Linked DNA regions of Homo sapiens: region 1 is linked to region 2. Evidence: read pairs that join two places in POLR2A ChIA-PET (ENCODE). Cell type or tissue: OCI-LY7. All regions are shown on one strand.

Region 1 (2,500 bases), 89 kb before region 2:
TATGACTTTCAAATATTTATATTGTAATAACTTTTTTTAAAACAAAGGTATCTGGTCAAAGAAGAGTCACAGGGGAAATTAGATAATACTTTGAGATGAGTGAAAATGAAGATATACCAAAACTTACCAGATACAATTAAAGCAGTGCTTAGAAATAAATTAATACCTGAAAATGCCTCTACTAAAAAAGGATATCTCAAATCAAGAGCCTAATCTTCCACCTTAAGGTAATGGAAAAAGAAGAGTAAACTGTTCCTAAAGCAAGACAGAAGCAAGGAAATACTAAATATTAGAATGGAAATTAATGAAGTAGAGAATACAAAAACAGCAGTGAAAAGTCAATGAAACCAGAAGCTGATTGTTTGAAAAGATCAAAATGGACAAACCTTTAGCCAGCTAGACTGACCACGAAAATACAGAGGACAAATTACTAAAATCAAGACTAAAAAGAAGACACTACCTACCTTACAGAAATAAAAAGAATTATAAAGGAATTTATGAACAACTGTGTGCAACTAAATTGGCAATTTTAGATGAAATGGTCCAGTTCCCAGAAATACAAAATACCAAAACTTAGGAAGTAAAAAGCTGCACTGGTGAGATGATTCCAAAAAAACAAAAACAGAAAAAAAGAAAGAAAGAAAAAAGCTGAGTATTTGTAAAACCAAAGATTTAAACAGTTAATTTTTTTAAAGCACTGCCAAAGAAAAATCCATGCCCAGATGGCTTCACTGGTTAATTCTACCAACCATTTTCAGAAAAACTAATAGCAATCTTTACAAATTCTTCCCAACTTATTCGTTGAAGCCAGTTATTACCCTGCTACCAAAACCAGACAGACATCACTAGAAAACTACAGATTAGTATTTCTTCTGAATATAAATGCAAAATTTCTCAACAAAATACTAGCAAACTGAATCCAGCAATATTAAAAAAAGGATTATATACCATAACCAAGTGGGATTTGTTCCAGGAATGCAAGCTTGTTTTAAGATTCAGAAATCAACGCAATACATTATCAATAGTAAAAAAAAGAATCACTCTTTGCTCACTCTAGAGAAAGCTAACAAAGAAAAAGTAAAACGAGGTAAAATTTCCTTAAACTTTTAAAAACAGGACAGAAGGCAGGGCATGGTGGCACCTGCTTGTGATCCCAGAACTTTGTGAGGCAGGAGAGGAGCACTTGAGGCCAGGAGTTTGAGACCAGCCTGGACAACAGAGCGAGATCCCTGTCTCCACCAAAAAAAAAAAAAAAAAAAAAAAAATTTAAACTAGCCAGGCATGATGTCACACACCTGCCTGTAGTCTCAGCTACTCAGGAGACTCAGGTGGGAGGATTACGTAAGCCCAGGAGCTTGAGGCTGCAGTCAGCTATGATTACAGCACCTCACTCCAGCCTGGGTAACAAAGTGAGACCCAATCTCTTAAAAAAAAAAAAAAAAAAAAAAAGAAAAGAAACGAAACTGCAATACCTGACCCTCAACTAGATCCTGTACTGGAAGGAGACAAATGGTGTAAAGGTCATTATTGGGTCAAATGAGATAATTGGGACGGTAGATTACACAAGTCAATGTATCAAATGCTAAATTTACCAAAATTGAAAATTTTGCTGTGATTCTGTAAGAGAATATTACTATTCTTGTGAAATATTTAGCAGTATAGGGTCATAATGTATGTTCCACATAAAAGAACAAAAGACAAGACTAGTAAGACATACTATGATACAGAAAGCATGGGCTTGGCTTTTCTTTTACTGACAGTGCACAAGCCTATTTTCTACGGGTAAAGCACATTTTGAGTTGAATTAATAAATTCCGCTAAGAAAATGCAAACATTTAAAATACAATTTTAGTTTTAACAGAACTATATAGTTATGTTTTGTTACTGTATGCCTATTGTTGGTTACATCCAACTTTGCATGCTTTTTTAGAAAAGCAAGAAATAACAAAAGACTATTTTAGTTGGCATATTCCACACACATCAAACTTTATGCCAGTTTCACATTTCTCCTCCCATCCTCTCAATTGCTGCCGCTTCTCCTTTCTCCACGGTTATCAAATAGCTTAATGTCTGAGGTAATAGTTTATAAAAGGCTTACTGTACAGCATAACTATTACAGATATACATACAGGGCCCCCTGCTCCTCTGAGGAAAAGTGCTGCACAGTGCTGGGTATACAATATAAACAACTTCACTAATATGTATTATTGTATTTGCTATCATCATCACACCAATTCCATTAATAATCCTGTACTAGTGCTGACTTCTGAATCTTAGTTCCTCTTCTGAAAGGAGGGATTAACGTGGCCATACAAGAAACTGAAGTTCTACTATTCCCTCCTTGACTTTATGCACTAGAAACAATGAATTAAAGGTATTTGCAATTCCAAGTGTATGCTCTTTCCCAATCTCCCTGGCTGTACAAGCACTGCTGTTTCAACTTGAAATGTCCTCTAGCTCATACTTCCCTTCCTAAAGTAGCCATCAGTCTGTAAGACTC
Region 2 (2,500 bases):
CTGGGTCAGTTCTCAGGGCACTGAAAAGAAAAGGGCCGCCATCTGTCCATGGCAGCTTTTACATATGTCCCACTCTGCACAACTCGTGATATTTCTCTTGGGCAAAATTACATTGAAATATGGAATGACTCTTAAAGATTTTTATGTAAAAAGATAAGTATAAAATATTTTAATATCCCAGTACATTTTTTTTTGGTGTTAAAAAGCTTAATTTATTTTGGGAGAGATTATATTATGAATTTCATAAGTCTGAAATACAAATTATACTTTAGTGCTAGGAATCTAGCTTTTGAACCTGCATGGAAATTTTTGTACCTGCATTTGAATTTACATAATTTAAAGGTTCAAAAAACTTTTTTTTTTTTTTTTAAATAGAGATGGAGGCTTGCTGTGTTGGCCAGAATAGTCTTGCTATGTTGGCCAGAGTGTTCTCAAACTCCTGGCCTCAAGCAGTCCTCCCACCTCAGCCTCCCAAAGTCCTGGGATTACAGGCATGAGCCACTGTTCCCTGCTGCCTTTTTTTTTGGGGGGGGGGGGAGGTCGAGAACGTCTAAAATGTGAAAATGTGTATAATTGTGGGTAAAGAGCCAGTACATATAAGAGAAACAACTTGATTGTGTTCTGTCTTAAGAATAGGAGCATCATTACAATATTCTAAGTATCTGCTAAGTCAAAGTGACAGTTGTTAAAAGAAGCCTCTTGTTTTTTTCTCAGGTGAAACCTAAACATTTGTCTTGCATTGGAGTCTGTTCTTTTTTGCTGGCTGCTAGAATAGTTGAAGAAGACTGCAATATTCCATCCACTCATGATGTGATCCGGATTAGTCAGTGTAAATGTACTGCTTCTGACATAAAACGGATGGAAAAAATAATTTCAGAAAAATTGCACTATGAATTGGAAGCTACTACTGCCTTAAACTTTTTGCACTTATACCATACTATTATACTTTGTCATACTTCAGAAAGGTCAGTGGGATTAAAGATACATTTTGTACTTTGAACATTGCTATAGCTAACAGTAAATAATTGGAATGGCAATGAAATTTATATTTTTACCTTCTTCAAACTTTCAACTTTGACTTTATTGGTAAATCTTTTTTTTTTTTTTTTTTTGGAGAAGGAATTTCGCTCTTGTTGCCCAGGCTGGAGTGCAATGGCGTGATCTCGGCTCACTGCAACCTCCACTTCCCGGGTTCAAGCGATTCTCCTGCGTCAGCCTCCCAAGTAGCTGGGATTACAGGCGTGCGCCACCACACCTGGCTAATTTTATATTTTTAGTAGAGACAGGGTTTTTCCATGTTGGTCAGGCTGGTCTCGAACTCCTGACCTTAGGTGATCCACCTGCTTCTGCCTTCCAAAGTGGTGGGATTACAGGCGTGAGACACCGCGTCTGGCCCTGGCAAATATTTAAAATCATTTAAAATCATTTAAATCTTTGGAAGTTTAATAAATCTTTGTTCTTTGCATTGTATAGGAAAGAAATACTGAGCCTTGATAAACTAGAAGCTCAGCTGAAAGCTTGCAACTGCCGACTCATCTTTTCAAAAGCAAAAGTAAGTCGATTCCTTGCTTATGTATATATCTCACAGTTTGTATTTTGAATTTTTAAAAAATATTTTTCTTTTTTTTCTTTTTTCTTACAGCCATCTGTATTAGCCTTGTGCCTTCTCAATTTGGAAGTGGAAACTTTGAAATCTGTTGAATTACTGGAAATTCTCTTGCTAGTTAAAAAACATTCCAAGGTAATTACAGTCATTATTCTTTAAGGCAAATTTTTTTCCTGATGTTTATTTTTTTCTGTGGTGACTTAAACATTAAGTAATACTTTATGGGACTCTTAACTTTTACACTTGTTTTTTTTCTTATATCTCTAGTGTTAAAGTTCTCAAAATGCAGCTTTGACCCAGACAGTATTAATCCGGAAGGGAACCTGGTCACTTAGCTCAGCTTCTTTCTGCATATAGGTGCCCCTTCTGTAGTAATCATGCCATATGATAGTACAGCTGTTACATTGCCACATATGCATTGTTCTGAAATGCATACTAGGTAGTAGACTCAGAACAAACACTAATGGGATAGGATGGGATCCCATCACACCTGTAGGACTGAACTGTCATCCCATTAGCAGCAGCATCAATTAACACCAGCAATGTTGATGTTTTAAACCCGAATGTCTTTTCAAATCCTTTAGGCCAGCTAAGTAAAAGTAAGTCTTACCATCACAAAGAGATATAAAACAAAAGCACAATACTTTTTCTTAAACTCTCAGTCTAGTTGGGGAAATGAGGAACTTAACATGAAGTGGTGTGTTCTGTCATTTGTTATTGTGTCTTGGTGCCAGGTAATAGTGAATATAGAGAGTACTTTGGGATTTTTTTTTTTTTTTTTTTTTTTTTTGAGACAGTCTTGCTCTGTTGCCCAAGCTAGAGTGCAGTGGCATGATCTTGGCTCACCGCAACCTCAGCCTCTCGGGTTCAAGTGATTCTCCTGCGTCAACCTCC

Evidence for each region. ChIA-PET counts read pairs that join two places held together with the same protein. Peaks named below come from ENCODE experiments on the same cell type or tissue, not always from the same donor. Only the 100,000 strongest peaks of a DNase experiment are listed, where the experiment ranks them.
Region 1: POLR2A ChIA-PET joins it to region 2 with 12 read pairs; 25 of 35 experiments call an interaction of 5 or more read pairs at or near these places.

The regions. Positions count from the first base shown.
Region 1 is chr4:77,071,213-77,073,712 of GRCh38, forward strand. The region is part of intron 1 of CCNI (cyclin I); the gene reads right to left. Among named protein-coding and RNA genes, the nearest start is that of CCNI, 3.5 kb to the right of the region's middle. RefSeq lists an enhancer at 1,274-1,343. In OCI-LY7, no CTCF peak of the experiment used is centred here; a DNase peak (open chromatin) is centred at 1,349; H3K4me3 peaks cover 2,388 bases.
Region 2 is chr4:77,160,007-77,162,506 of GRCh38, forward strand. It overlaps CCNG2 (cyclin G2), which reads left to right. Exons shown (of 8, transcript NM_004354.3): 4 at 715-965; 5 at 1,474-1,552; 6 at 1,643-1,741. Among named protein-coding and RNA genes, the nearest start is that of CCNG2, 4.0 kb to the left of the region's middle. In OCI-LY7, no CTCF peak of the experiment used is centred here; no DNase peak of the experiment used is centred here; H3K4me3 peaks cover 146 bases.